Regions from separate parts of the Homo sapiens genome. Here region 1 is linked to region 2. A link is a loop called in an ENCODE intact Hi-C map of the cell type or tissue named here. Cell type or tissue: HCT116. All regions are shown on one strand.

The links. Hi-C counts contacts between places; a loop is a spot of excess contacts. Peaks named below come from ENCODE experiments on the same cell type or tissue, not always from the same donor. Only the 100,000 strongest peaks of a DNase experiment are listed, where the experiment ranks them.
Region 1: it touches region 2 in a loop (6-fold over the local background); 17 of 110 quality-filtered maps call a loop at or near these places.

Annotation. Positions count from the first base shown.
Region 1 is chr6:12,602,455-12,610,454 of GRCh38, reverse strand. No RefSeq gene overlaps it. Among named protein-coding and RNA genes, the nearest start is that of LINC02530, 21 kb to the right of the region's middle. RefSeq lists an enhancer at 1,846-1,965 and a silencer at 4,364-4,658. In HCT116, CTCF peaks have their summits at 4,477 (motif pointing right) and 6,851 (motif pointing right); DNase peaks (open chromatin) are centred at 4,494 and 6,854; H3K4me3 peaks cover 312 bases.
Region 2 is chr6:12,230,924-12,238,923 of GRCh38, reverse strand. It overlaps a transcript of EDN1 not described here. Among named protein-coding and RNA genes, the nearest start is that of EDN1, 55 kb to the left of the region's middle. In HCT116, a CTCF peak has its summit at 4,719 (motif pointing right); a DNase peak (open chromatin) is centred at 4,713.

The sequences.
Region 1 (8,000 bases), 370 kb before region 2:
TTCTTAATGGACTCTTTTGATAATCAGACATTTTTAGTTTTGATAAAGTCTAATTTATCAACTTTTTTCTTTTGGGGGTGCTTTTACTGTGCAGTTGAAGAAATCTTTGCCTATCTAAGATTTACTTCTAATCAAACCATAGTAAATACTGGTAGGTTTCTGAAATATTTTTTCTCTCTTTGAAGCTTTGAAACTTTGTATGTATTCTCTTTATCCAGCATAAAATGCTTTTTGAGGTAAAATAAAATATTTTCTGCAGCTTGTTTGGGCTCTGGGCAAGATAGCTGAAAAGTTAATAATATTTATACAGTGACTTACATGAAAAGATGCTTTATAGATGTTTGCAAAAGTAAATCAACTTACAGATCCGGTAGGAAACTTTGTTCAGTAGATTTGAAATTTCTGATTTATTGTTGCAAATCTATGAGGTGATGTGCTTGGAACAAGCCCCGGAGCACTGATCTGTGCAGCTGCTATGCCAAGGCATGGAGGGCTTAGCGCTGAATCTTACAGATGCACCAATTCTGCCAAAACATATGGGAGGAACTCACTTCAGCTCTTGCTTAAAAGATAACAACACTTTTGGATCAATGGCAATAATGCCAAATTAACACAAAAATCCTTAATTGTGTGTTTCTGATGAATGATTAGTCTCCTAATTCAAAAAGGCAGTGAAACAACCTCCAATTAAAAGTAATGTACTTTACTTAGATTGAATAATAGACAGCATTCTCAATATTCCAACTTGGCATGTAGCAAAGGGGTGATGGAAATTCGTATTTGCCAAGACTGCATGGCAGTTCAGAAAGTTGATTTTAAGCAGGATGATTTCAGAATAATACTTTCCCCATGAGCACTACTTTTTACAGAACCTCTTATGAAAGGGCCTTTCAAAAACATATCTGAGATGAGACAGACTATGGTAGAGTGACTTCAGTTTAGGACAGCTCTACCTTCACAAAGACTTAACAAAGCTCAACTCCTGTAACGCCCTTTATAATGTTTAAAGATGTGCTGTAGGTACTTTTTTGCATATTATCTCTAGTTCCTCACACAATACAATTAGGTATTGTATTGCAAATGAGATTTTATACTCATTTTACAATGAAGAAGTTCAGACTCATTAAAAAATTGTAGAAACCATCCACCTGGTAAGTAGACTTTGGAGGATTCAAACCTAGGTTTGTTTATCAGCAAAGCCTGAGTTCCCCCAACCACCCCCGCCCCCCGGCACAGCACACTGCTTCCCTGGTTCAAGGGCACCATAAAACTTACTACAGTGGAAGGAAATTCCAGAGTTTAAGCTATTGTCAAGGTAAGTCATATATGTGGTCTTCCATTGGTCATCTTGACAAGCTGTGAACAGCTTCATAGATATTTCCTGTTGTTTCTCTATGGTAAACCTTGACTGGCAGGTTTATAATTAGTCTTTCTGTCCAACCCCATTTCTCTTCTCCAGTGAAAGGTTTAGCTATGACACTAAGTCCCTTTTCAGTGAAACAAGGAATATGGTCACTTCTAGTTTGATTTATGCAGGACAATCGGAAAGATTGGGCAAAAGCTGGCTTTGGCTTTCTTTGTTTAGGCTATCTTTGGTTGAGAAAGTGGAAGGGAAAGTTCAAAGATCCAGAAATGGTAAGAAGAAACAAGAAAGCCATCAAGTTTGGTTTATTTTCTCAAGTTGATTATTTATGGCTAGTAGTCCACAGATGAAGAATTTTAATGATCGAAACCTAGAAATATGTGTTGTGCTATTTTGAGCCTGTTTCTTTAAAATGTAAGACTGCTAGAGGTATGAAGAGAAACTTTTGTTGTTTAAAAATAGCATTCGATATTGACAATCTTTTCAAAGTTGCTCATAATCACCATTTAACTGAGTGGATTTTATTTCTGGATACCAAAAGATATGATGATGCTTTTGTTTCTTTTTTTGTTCCTCTTTTTGCAGATAAAGCACACCCTGTCTACATGCACTTTCATTATGCTCTGTTGCAGGAAATTAGCTAACATTTGTGGAATGTGTCATCTTTTACTGCTCAAGGGTTTTGTTTTTCATCCTTTTACAGAAAGGATTGTTCTTAGCACCTTACCAAGAGCGCATCAATATAGTCACGCCACAACTGATGGGTATTGTCTGTTATTTTCATAAAACAGTGTGCAAAAGGCTTCTCAGCCTTCTTTACATAATACAGCGAGTGTCAATAAACAGAGTTTTGTTTTTTTTTTTCCAACAAGCATAGACATTTTATTGGCCAGGTGCGGTGATTCATGCCTGTAATCCAAGTGTTTTGACAGGAGGATGGTTTGAGGCCAGGAGTTTGAGACCAGCCTGGGCAACATAATGAGACTCATCTCTATGGAAAAAAAAAGTAAAAAGTAAAAAATTAGCTGGGTGTGTCTCACGTGCCTGTGACCCAAACTACTCGGGAGGCTGAGGCAGACAGCTTGAGCCCAGGAGTTTGAGGTTACAGTGAGCTATGATTGTGCCACTGTACTCCAGTCTGGATGATGGAGTGAGACTCTGTCTCTAAAAAACAAAAAATAGACATTTTATTATCATCAGGCTTACTATGAAGACTAACAATTGGTAACTGAAGTTCTGCACTGAAAATTTATATTTTAAGATGGTTTTTTTCACAAAAGGAGCTTTTCTTTGTCTAATATTTAAGTCAAGATTCTTGTTCCTGGCTTCAGTATCTCTGCAGTATGTTCATATATTTATTCCTCTGTGTGTGTGTCTCTGTGTGTGTGTGTGTGTGTGTACATATGCATATACACATATATACTCATACCTGCATGCAGGTTCCATTGCTGTTTATCATGTAGGAATTTTTTTCTCATCAGTGACATAGGTTTAGTGACCCATCTTCATTAACTATATCACGAACATTCAGGGACACAACAAAACTAACACTATCAGAATAAATTATTCATCCAAAATCCAGTTTTCCTTCTGGTAACCAAGTACTTAATGATCAGAACAGAGAAAGGCTAAACTTAATAAATGAGACTATTTAAATGAAAATATTCAGGATTGTAAAGGTAAAGATAAATGTTATGTTTGCTGTATTTACAGCTCCTTTGTATGATGCTGTAGCATTTAAAGCCCAATATCCATGTAGGAAATGATGAAGAAGATTGGCAATCAATTGGGAAATTGAATGGGGATGGGTAAACTTTACAGCTGTGGGTTTTAACCAAACCCAATGGTTGTTTTACTACCAGAAGAGTGATTCTGTGGCATATATTTCTTGCAGAAAAGAAAGAGGAGGGATAAACATGTGAGTGCATGTGTCTGCGTATGACAGGGACAGAGAATAAGGAAGCATAAGAATTTTGAGATAATCAGTAGGGAGGGAAAGGGAGAGATGAGCAGGGAGGGAGATGTTAGACTGGCTGTCACAGTGAGGCTGATATTTTTAATTTCTCTTTTTTATTCCCTGTGCTCATTTTGGCTCCAAGTCGCTGAGGCCGTTTCTTCATGAGTTTTAGTATTCTAGTCTAGTGAGACACACAGGGAGACGAGCAAACAAGACTTCAGTGTGAGCCCATCGATTGCTGAAGGGACCCTCGTCTGGCAACATCATTCCTGCATTTTGAGGTCAGCAGTTCTCAGGAAGCTAGGCTGGCTCAGTGCTTGGGATCTGCAGTGGAAGCTGACGCTCCCCACCAATCATCCAGTGAGCACAGGCAATTCTATCTTCCCACTGCTCTAATGATAATGCATTCCTTCCCTTTGAAACACTTAATTTTCAGATTTTGATAACTTCTGCCCACCTTAACTCCTATCAATCAGACTTTATGTAACAGCACTGTGTTTGGTTCCTGAAATGAAATATATTCTTCAGAACAGCTATAAGTGGAACAGGCTCAGAAAGAAGAGTGGATGTCAAATACTGTTTGTCATATCCTAGTAAGAAGTAGACTTTCATATGTAACACATGATCCCAGTGTAGCTTGATATAAATGGAAGATTTAAGTGAAAGAGGTCTATAATTTTGTTGGCAAAATAAAGAGAAATTTCCCTTATGCTAAGACCAAGTAGCCAAAAGTATCTCTGAAAATGGTAGACCTAATTCAATGAAAATCCCTCTGAAATTCTACCAGAGCTTTCGTGATTGTGTTAGTGAAACTCATCAGGTAAGGCTGGAGCTATGAGGATTCTCATCATTAACTTAATGGGGTTTGAGACTCAGATGCTTGAAAATGTGTAAGGTGGTTTGCTGATTTAATGTGAAACCGGAACTGTTGCCACCAGCCGCTCCTACCCACCCCATGTCCTGCCATTCCCATTGTAAGACATGTGTTAATGAGAACTGAATATCATGTGATGGCATCATTGGATCAGTTTGGGAGCCATTATCATACCACCCATGTGTGCTTGCTTTTGCCGTTATGTATTTTCTGGTGAGCAGTTGGAGTTCTTCCTTCAGTTACGAAGTGTGAGTTAATAGATGACACTCTATCCTAGACACTAGGTGGCGGCAGACTGCTGAGATAAACCATTACCCAAGGGACCGAGAGGCTCAAACCTGTTCCCCAATACTCAAAAGGCAGATGAAAATGGCAGGTGGATAAAACTGAATGGTATGAAACAACACACGCAAGATTGCAAATTTTCAAAGGCATGAATCACTATTGCATCCCCCAAAATCGTGTGAAGCTGCTTAAAGCTAACTTTACTTTCTTTAAAACGTCCTGGAGCAGTTATCACCCAATGGCCCTAATACCGTATCCAGTTTTGTTACATCTCTGAAGTCAAAGGTAGACACCCAGATATCATAGCTTCTCTCATTTATCATGAAGGGTTAACTCTAAATCTGTATTTTCAACCAATCTCTTTTTTTTGTTTTAAACATGTTTATAGTTGTTTTAAGTGGTAATATTTAAGTTCAAATAATTAATAGCAATATTTATTAATACTATCAGCCCAATGCTTGAGTAAAAATGCTGAAAAAAGTATAAGATGTTCAACTGTGTGCAAAGCACCACTGAATGTTTTCTAAGAATATTAATTTCTTATGAAAGACTAATAATAGATTGTCAATATAGTTTTAAATATTAAATATAGAACCAAATAAGATTTGACAATGAGAATTTAAAGACCATCATACTGTATTGGTGCACATGACATTCTAATTTTCAGTTTTTTTCCTATAAATGTTTCCTGTAATATGTCTTTGTGAATTGTTTTTTCCACTCAGTTTTAACTCCTAATCAGACCCAGCCCCACCTTGGAGAAGTCAACATCTTTAAGATGTGGAACATTTTAAGATTTATTTAAACTGATGACCAGCTAAAGATAAATAAGATAAATCATAAATATAATAAAAATAAAGAAGAATAAGAAAGCAAATAAAGAAATAAATAATTTTAAAAGAATAAAAACAAATTTAAAAATAAGTTTTAAAAACAGGACACTTTATATACTCTCAACTGGCTATTTCTGTACTCCCAGGGCATAAGCTGAACATAAATGACACTAAATAGGAACCCTAAAAAGAAGTGGAACAGAATTCCCAATGATGAAACCTGGTGCTTCAGGAAAATTCCAGTGTTAGAAGACATTGTGTTTGGAATGAATCCCCCTACACGCTATTACCAAATAAAGTTGTGCCAGGGCAGAATTTGAAGTTTTGTGAATTTGTTTTTAGGTTTTTAAATTGATTTAGGCTTCAGGAATTTCTAAATTTCTGCCAAGTCTAAATAGCTCTTTGTGGTAAGGCTATTAGCCTGTCAACTAGATATCACCAAAGGTCTTCATGAAGTACAAGTGGAAAAATAAGAGACAATTGCACTTTGCATGGATAGCTAAAAATATTTTCCACTCTCAAATACTCATCAAGTAAAAAAAAAAATCAGAGTATGGGCCTTATATCAGGACACTAGTATTTTCTTTGGGACTCTTATTTTTTATGCATAGGCCATATGTACTTTACTAATATTCTACAATGTATAATAGAATTTGGTAATATAAATAACTTGTGGTTTTATTTATATAAAAATTATATAAAGGTATAAAAAGTTTTCATTTTCACTTGCATATTTAATGCGTTGCTTTTGTAAAGAGGAGTACATTTATTTGAAGATAGAATTACCTAGAACATAAATGATGTATGGTTGCAGAATAAACACATTTAAAATGACTTCTTTAATTAATTTTTGAATTTTGAATTTTACCTTATTTAATGTTGATTTTTCTTTTTTAAACCATAGCAGGGTACATTTCTCCTTTGCTACCTGGCTCTACTCTCGGCCAAACCTCCCAGCCCATGGATGAGAATTCTCTTGTGTATCAATGGATATGCATGCTTTATTTTGTTTTATTCTGAGGGGATCTGTTTCTTCCCACAGCAGAAAAAGCAAAGTTGCCTTTTTCAAAGTTGCTTATGCCGTAAGGCATAAGATGGTGGTAATTCTTTGTGTCGACATCTATTTTAGTACAGTTTAAAAGTAGGTACTTTTTTAGTATTTTCAAAGGGGTCTGTCCATATTTCATCTTGATACGTTATTTTTTGCCTAGCACAGTGTCTTGCCTATGGGAAGCATCATATATGTTTTAAATACATCTATACAGTTTAATTGAATGCTAATAAATTACTCCCCCAACTCAGTAATAATGGAGAGAAGGCCAAATGGAAGTGAGGGTGTGGTCATACTCGGAAGGGATTCTTGAAACTGTCTGGTAGAAATAAGGCTTCTATTAATAAATCAGTCAATTCAATTAAACACTAGACTAGTGTCCATTTAATCAGCTTCTGAATTTTGGGTGTACAAGCAAAATAGTGTACGGTTTGGGTGAGTCTGGTTTGTTTTGTGTTTTCCACTATGAAAAAAATCAGAACCACTAGAGGTCACTCCAGTTATTAGCAAGAACTGGTTAGGCTAGTCTTTGTCTTACAGGACAAGGCAGCTCTGGCAAGCCTGCCTAAATTTTGCCATCAGCAGAAGCAGAATAAAAGTTAACTTCAATGCTCATAAATGGTTAGTACAAGTCTATGGTTTGCTCTATCCCATTACGCCATCCTGATTTACCTTCCTCCGTACCATTTCTTTCCGCTGTACCATTTCAATAATAACCTCAGCAGCTGTGTCTACTATGTGTTTATTATGCATCAGGCAATATTCCAAGGATTTTGCATCATTATCATCTTTACTTTGCACAGCAACCCTATGAGGGCTGTACCATTACTGCTACCATTTTACAGAAGATAAAATCAAGGCTCAGAGAATTCACAAAGCTGAGTGACAAGGCTGAGATTCAAACCCAGAGCCCACACTGGTAGACACAGATCGGATCCCATTAACAACAATGGGGTATGCTTGACTCTTATTTTCTATTTAAACAACAGGTTTGAGTGTTGTAACAGGAGAAAAGTTTCGGAATGCATATATGTGGCAACAGGAAGCACTTTGGCATCCCTCAAATCATACTCTACAGGTCAAGCAAATGCAGAGTTGTGTGTGTGTGTGTGTGTGTATGTGTGTGTGTGTGTGTATTTGGGAGGGGAGAGAGAATAGAGGGGAGTATGGAAAATGGATCTAACAAGTTAAAGGTGGGATTGCTGTTCGACATAGTCAAATGGCCAGGCCAGCAGACCCATAAGTCCATCACTTCCAAGTGACTTATCCAAAAGAAAAATAAAACACACCTTCCCAACCCTGCCATTAAAAAGATACTACTCAATCTGAGCAGCGGTTGTGTACTGTGTCTAAAGCCATGAAAGCACCTTTTCTACAGCATCTCGGAACATGTTCAGCGATTTGGTGAAAGACCCAGGAGCTCTTATTCACACCCTGCTTTAAGCAGTAGAGAGCTCTGCTGGCTCAACAAAGCATTTTTTTTTTTCCCCAAGGATTGATAGTATCTATGTATTTACATAATACCTCTGCCTGTGGCAAGCCTGACTTAGATGAAGAAGTGGAGGCTGAGGGAATTTAAAGACACTTGCCTCAGGTTACAAAGCAAGTCAACACAGATGGAGTTTAGCATCCCCAGC
Region 2 (8,000 bases):
CAATTGGCGTCAGTGCTGTATATATTTATACACCAATCCAGAAATAATCTACCGTATGGTTCTCATGTAATTTCTAATTCATCTTCACTGGGAAATTGGGATGCCTTTGGTCAAGAGGAGCTAAAGGAAATGCTTGGTTGCACAGCCTGCCTGGGTCCTATTCTTTCACTTTCCTCTTTGATTTTGATTTTGTGGCTACAATGGTGGTTTTCTTGCATCAGCTTACAAATTGACTGCAAGGGAAGAATTCTCCATCTCTCTTCCTACGATAACTAGATGTCCATGCTTCAACCACAGCTGCATCAGCCGTGGTTCTAAGCGAGGACAGCTGGCAGTCTAAGGGTTGGATTGGTTAACCTTGGAAAGTGCTTCCCCTCCGCCTCCATACATTTCACAGCTGGTTCTCTGACAAATGCGCTCTGACCAACCTCCTCATTGCATAGAGGTCACTGAGTCTGTGGCTCTTCCTGTCCTATGGTGCCTAATATCCCCCTCTTCTGCAGCCACTTGAGTGGGAGTAGAGTGGGCAGGGGAGACCTTCACTTTCCCCATGACGCAGGACTTGAGAAATGACTCCACTGGGACAGGGACTGGCCTTATCATGGCACAAATGTGCTATCACACCCCAGAGGAACGCCTACATCCCCTCAAGCCCAAACTCCCACGAAAACCAAATCACAAAGAAATAGAAGCACGGACTTAAATTGGTTTTCTGCTGCATTTTGGGTTTCCCTTTTTTTTTTTTTTTTTTTGAGATAGAGTCTTGCCCTGTCACCCAGGCTGGAGTGCAGTGGCGCCATCTCAACTCACTGCAACTTCTGCCTCCCGGGTTCAAGTGATTCTCTTGCCTCAGCCTCCCGAGTAGCTGGGATGACAGATGCCTGCCACAGGCCTGACAAATATTTTTTGTGTTTTTAGTAGAGACAGGGTTTCACCATATTGGCCAGGTTGGTCTTGAACTCCTGACCTCAAGTGATCCTCCCACCTCGGCCTCCCAAAGTGGTGGGATTACAGGCGTGAGCCACCGCGCCCGCTGGGTTTTCCTTTTTTAAGGCCTGAGATTGATTTCCATGTATTAACCTTTGAGTACATGAGAAATGCCCATTCTCAGACGATGCAGTTTGGGAGTGTTAAGTCACTTTCTATAGTAGAGACAATTCTCTGCACCAAGAATAGAAGTATATGAAACATTCTTCAACTGGAGCTCGGATCCCATAGGACAACAGTGTCTGTATAGCATCATTATAAAGCACAGGCAGCCCCGGAGTAGCAGGTCATCATATGGTCCTAGGATGAAAACCTCAGTCGTTCAGCAGATTATGAGGAAAGACACTAGGAGTTCCACTCTCTCATTCCAGAGCAAAGTCAGAATCTCTTGCTTACTGATGTCCCTCACAAATTCTAAAACACAGCAATATGTTTTCTCATGCAAGCATTTATCAAAATTTACCACATTTATAAAAAAATTGTAAGTTTACAATTTTGTAAGACTTTTTGGTCTTCTCTTCCAGCCTAGGTATCACTTTCTCAGGACTATCTCCGACCTGAAAACCTCTTTATATTCTTTGAGGTTAAAAGGTTTTATTTTGAGATAAGCGTGGATAATGTTACTCAATCTTTGTTCCAGTTAAGAAATACTGGCCTAATTACATTATTCACAATAGCAAAGACTTGGAACCAACCCCAATGTCCATCAATGATAGTCTGGATTAAGAAAATATGGCACATATACACCATGGAATACTATGCAGCCATAAAAAGGATGAGTTCATGTCCTTTGTAGGGACATGGATGAAGCTGGAAACCATCATTCTGAGCAAACTATAGCAAGGACAGAAAACCAAACACCACCGCATGTTCTCACTTATAGGAGGGAATTGAACAATGAGAACACTTGGACACAGGGTGGGGAACATCACACACCGGTACCTGATGTGGGGTGGGGGGAGGGGGAAGGGATAGCATTAGGAGAAATACCTAATGTAAATGATGAGTTAATGGGTGCAGCACACCAACATGGCACATGTATACATATGTAACAAACCTGCACGTTGTGCACATGTACCCTAGAACCTAAAGAATAATAATAATTAAAAAAAAGAAATATACTTGATAGAAGTTAAGAAGTAAAAGTTTCCTAACAAAAAAAAAAAAAGAAATATTGGCCTAATTAATTAGAAACATACTTGGACTGTCACTTGAGCTTACTCAGGATAAGAGATTTATAATAAAGCACTTAGAATTTTACCAGTTTTTTTCCTAATTTCATCTTCCATATCAAATATTTTAGGAAAAATGAATTTATATATAAAGCTCCCTTTTTAAAGTGAAAATCTACTTTTATTATTAATTGTTTGGCATCAGGGCCAGGCACGGTGGCTCACGCCTGTAATCCCTGCACTTTGGGAAGCCAAGGTAGGTGGATCACCTGAGGTCAGGAGTTTGAGACCAGCCCAGCCAACGTGGCAAAACCCCATCTCTACTAAAAATACAAAAAAAATAGCCTAGTGTGGTGGCACACGCCTGTAGTCCCAGCTACTGGGAAGGCTGAGGCAGGAGAATCACTGGAACCTGAGAGATGGAGGTTGCACTCCAGCCTGGGTGACAGAACGAGATGCCTTCTAAAAAAAAAAAAATTGTTTGGCATCAAAATTACTCATTCACTGGAAGCCATTAGAAAATGTACATTCAAATTTATTCTATTATTGAATGGAAAAACCTACAAAGTGAGATAATACTTTTCTTTTTATTCGCAACCAAGGAATCAGTTTTATTCCCATGGAATCAAATAGGGATTCCTTTTCAACTATTCAGTTGAAATAAGTCAAGAAACAATTCAGTTATCTCAAACAGAATACAGTTTAAAAAGACTGACATACCATTATTGTTATGAAATCTTGTATACAAGAAAAACATGGAGAAACAATCTTTTGAAAGTCTGCTTGTAAAGCCAGTATTCAGGATAGCCCTGTTATGATGTACGCTTTGTGTCTCAGAGAAATCAGAATGTCTGCAACAAAGGCCTATGTGATGGCAATATTGCAGAGCTGCACTGTCCAATATGGTAGACACCAGTCACTTGTGGCTATTTAAATTTAAATTAATGAAAATTAAATAAAAGTAAACACTTGGTCCAGTCTTACTGGCCACATTTCAAATGCTCAATAGTCACCTATGGCCACTGCAGAGCACAAGTAACATTTTCTACATTGCGGAAAGTTCTGTTGGACAGCTCTGTTTTAGAGTCTACTGTAGTACAGATTATCTGTTAAAAGAATGGCTCAACCAATAGCGATCTCAAGTAAGAAATTCGGAGTGAGAGCACAGGAAGGAACTAGAATGGGAGAGGCTTTGAAATGAACAGGCACTGTCTTGGCATTACATACTAGCCATTCAAGGGGAGACCGTTCATGGCAGTGCTTCCTCTTTTCATGGTACTTTTTGTATTTCTTTTTGGTGTATGGAGAGTCAGGGAGTTATGAACTATATGGATTTATCTACTTTGGAAAAACAGAGAAGCATATATTCCCGATAATCATTGTCCTTAGACATGTTAGTAAACATTGCTATGTGGAAGTCACCATGTTACCAAAATTAGCAGCAGATTCAGTGGAGAATAGGAAGGAAGCCTGAGCAGGACAGACTTTCTAAGGAAACGGAGAAAGCTGAGGTTCCTGCCTCACATTTTCCATACAATTGCGCTGTACTTTAGAACCATCTACCTCTTAGTGAAGTCCAACCCCTATTCTACGAATGAGAAAATGGAGACCCAGAGACAAAGAAGTGACTTACCCAAGAACACTTATGGTATCACTGGAACAAGACCAGGGGCGAGATCTCCCTTCTAACATGACTTGGCCCACATTACTACTACTCACTTGCCAAGCAGATACTCCAATCCTCCCCTTCAAACAATGAATATGATAAAATCATCCTTTTAAAGAATAACTGAATTTCAGTTCAGGAAGCACTGTAATTGTCCAAGTGAATGTTTGTCAAATATCTCTTTCTGGTTTTGTTTCTTCATGAATGATCTAGAGTCTGGTCACTTGCTGTCTGGCCCATCCTCAAAAGCCAAACTTTCTCCTAAACTCTGGCTATCTCAGTAGGTCCATGGACACCAATGAAGTCCCCATCTCTGAATGCAAACCTTCCTGATCAATGTAACCTTGGAGAACAGGTTAATTCTAGCACCTTGAGTGAGTTCCAGGTAGGATTCTGGCAGTTCTGGTTGGGTTTGCAGCCAAGAGCCAAAATGCCCCAAAAGAGCCTGAAGTGGACCCTGGTCTTGGTCTTGGCCTTAGAGGTCAGCAGAGCAGTGTTTAACAGCAGAGACTTTTGCTTCAGAAAGACTTGACTTCCAAGTCAATCCAAGCCCAGCCATTTGTCTGTGACTGGACCACTAAGTGACCTCCGCCTCCGTTTCCTCACTTAAAAGTTGAAGTAATAAGAAACACTTCCCTGTGGTTTTGAAAGGATTAAGTTGGCTACTTACTATACATATCTAGCATAATGTGTTAGTGTCAGGAACATGGGATTCACCCCATGAAAGGGGATGTCATTGTTAACTGGTCTGAGAACCCAGAGAAGCAGCAGAAAGACACCTTGGGGGTTCTTGCTTCCAGGCAGCCACCTGGGAGTCAGTTTTCAGATCCTGGCTCTCTACTACCAGCTGAGGGAGCATTTCCAGTTTCAGCTCTCAAATTGTGCCAGTTTAATAAATGCATCAGACCACAAGGTGGTGCTTGATTCTAAAGTTTGATATCAGGAGGCTTTTCTAACCACAAAAGTAGTGAATAGCAAAGTGCATTCAACATTGTTAACAAGAGCCAACTTCCTAACCCTGATACAGATGTATAGGTGGGCTCCTGGCCTCTCTGACTGAAGACCAAGGAGTGTGAGCCACACAAGGAGCATTTGGCATGTGAGGGGGATGGGGAGAGCCTCAGCAAAGCTGAAGCCTTTATTTGGTTTCTTTTCCTACAGCATTATGTAAACTCCTGTCAAACCTACACTTGTGCTGTGTGGTTGTCCTCCAATTTCTGTATTACTCAGGCTCCCATGAGCAGCAGTTCAAGGAGTACAGGGAGGAGGAGCGGAAGAAGGGTGTTCTTGGGACATCAACCCCAAGGTATTTCAAAGCCCACTTCCTCTCGTAGTGCAATGACTGATGCCTCCAGCTATGAGTACAGGTCATGAGGCTCTGTATGTAAAGCAGATGTCACCCCTTTTTATTTTCAACATGCCAGCGTGATGCCACTGGGTCTTGGTGAGTTGGCATCACACACATCATCAGCAGCAATCTTGCCCATGCGGTCGGCTCTGTATAATAACATCTGTATTATAATAATAATAATCATAGTGCCTTAGGTAGGTAGAGCAGCTTGAATTGTCCAAAGGACTTTGCAACCAATTTGCAGTTATTATTGACAGAGCTTTGGTCCTGGTGCAGTCGCTACCTGGACATGACCTTGGGCAATTTCGTGAATTCTGTTTACCTGTAAAATGGTGGAGGAAGAAGGCGGGTAGACTAGATAATTTCTACAGTCCTCTTTAATGCTAGAATTCTGTGAATCAGTCTTGTTTTTCCCTCAGAAGAAGTTCTCCATCCATGAACATTTAGGCTTTAGGGGATGCTAAGAGGGATTTAGGGGGAACCCCTGATGAAAACAAGCAAAATGGAAAAGATCAGGAAAAGGTAGGAGGACAGAGCTAGGAAGGGCTAGGCTTGGAGACAGAATAAAAGAGCTGAAAAGGACTCAGGACCTATAACTTTGGATGAAGGCAACTGAAAGGCTTTTGTGGGAAATACCCCTGTAAAGGAAAACAAAGAGAAAAAAGAGAAAACTTAAATCTGCTGGGTTTTCTTTGGATCCAGCCAAAGGATTAGCTCTAAGATTGTTTTCTAGCTGATCCTCTGATAACAGCTTTCTAAAGGCTTGTGTAGACATCCCTTCACCAAATTTTTTGACCTTTTAATCCTTCTGAAAGTGACCTGTCCCTCTTTCTACTAATGAGAACAGAAAAATAAAAGAAAGTTTGCCAGTCGTCTTTTCAAGAACATTTTGTTGATTTTCTCATTGATGTGAAGGCTGTACCCAACAACCTTTCATTATAAGGTAACCAAAAGGTATATGCATGAATCACAACAGCTACCGTTCATAAACTATACCACTAATTCATAGTTTGCAACATTTTCCTTTAGTCTATTAATACTTTGAGTGAAAGAATCATTTAGGATCAACTTTATTTTAATAGATGCAATTTCATCTTAACTAAGACATTTATGCATTTTTTTCCTTCTAATAACGAAACCACTAACACTGCGGTAAGGCAGAGGAAATGAAAGATGAGTTTGACAGCATCAGGCTGCTTGGCTCAGAGAAAATACAAGATTGCTACATTCCACAAGTTACTGAATTTGGGGGAGCGCTGCATTTGTCCTCTTGAAATGATCTGACTCAGCTTCTCTGAATTTTATGAGTACCCTGGTCATGTCATCTGGGAATCATATGACCCTTATTTATTTGATACTGGACATTTTATTGCTTGGTGAAAAAAAAACCCAATAACTAAAAATATGAACAGACTTCCCATATGGTGATCTAATCAGATATATGTATTGGTAGAGACTATGATCGTGTTACCATATAAAGTGTATATTATAATTATATGTTTTATATTTTATTATATAAAATTATAACATATACTTTATTATATTATATTATAAATATAATATAATATACACTTTATTATATTATATTATAAATATAAACACTTTATTATATTATATTATAATTTTATATAATAAAATATAAAATATATAATTATAATATACACATTATATGCTTCATATTAAGAGATTATATAAAAATGTGAAGAACTGGTATCTCTTAGGAAAATGTCAACATTTTACCCTTTCTTTTATTTAATCTGAATGCTAAAAAAGTCTTTATGGTTTTAAGTCTATTGTTTTTTGGTTTTTTAAAAACTTGTTTTACTAGGTAATAACCAGGAAATTATGACAATAAAGTTTACCTCCCTTAGAAAATCACCGTTAGGTGACTTTATCCACAGTCATCACTGAACACATTAAATTTATACAAGAGATGGAAGCTTATTATAAAGAAAAATTACCATTTATGTGTAACTTGAGTGATATCTGAGTAAAAACTAAAAAAAAAATCAGACAAGAATATTATTTCATGAAAATGTCAGGGTTATAGTGTCTTTCAGTTTCACCAATTCCTCTCTGTTTAATAAAATAAATTTATAGCTTTAACCTACAACTCTGCAGACAACCATGTGTTTGCTTTTGAAATAGTTGTCTAAAAAGCTACTGAAATATTTCCATTTTGCTTCTGTTCAGAGCACGACCCTGGAAGAATCTAGAAGTCAAATTACTATTTAGTTTTAGTAGAAGAAAAAAATAATGTTTAATAGTCAAAGCTGGGCAGCAAATGCATATGGGAAAAACAATAAAACGTGTCTTGAATGGATTTCACTCCATATGAGTTTCCTTTTCCATTGCTTTTCAAATTTGTTTCATTCCTTTAAGTTGATGCTTTTATCTTTTCCTGTTAAGCATGGATTTGACTTTTGATTCGTTGAATTGCAGTGTTGGTGGAACACTGGTTTTTACAATTAAAAATGCCAAGCAAAAAATGTGGCTCCCAGGAGCCCTTCCTGGTCAGTGGTGTTCAATCACCCACTCCTGGCAGAAAGTAAGTGCTGCGGAGAAGCAGGAGTGCCAGGGTTAGATGGCTGAAAGTTCACAGCCAGTTCTGGGCTGTTAATCTCACGGCTTATTGTTTGGTTATAAATCTATTTTTTATTAAAATATAATTACACTTACATAGTAACAAGGCTTGTATATTATGGCAAGTCATTTTTCACAGGGAGAGAACTGCAGACAGATTGCTGGAGATGCAAGGAATTATATTTCTCCACCTTAGGCCAATGAACTACTGTTTTGGTTCTGTGCCTTGGGCAAATCATTT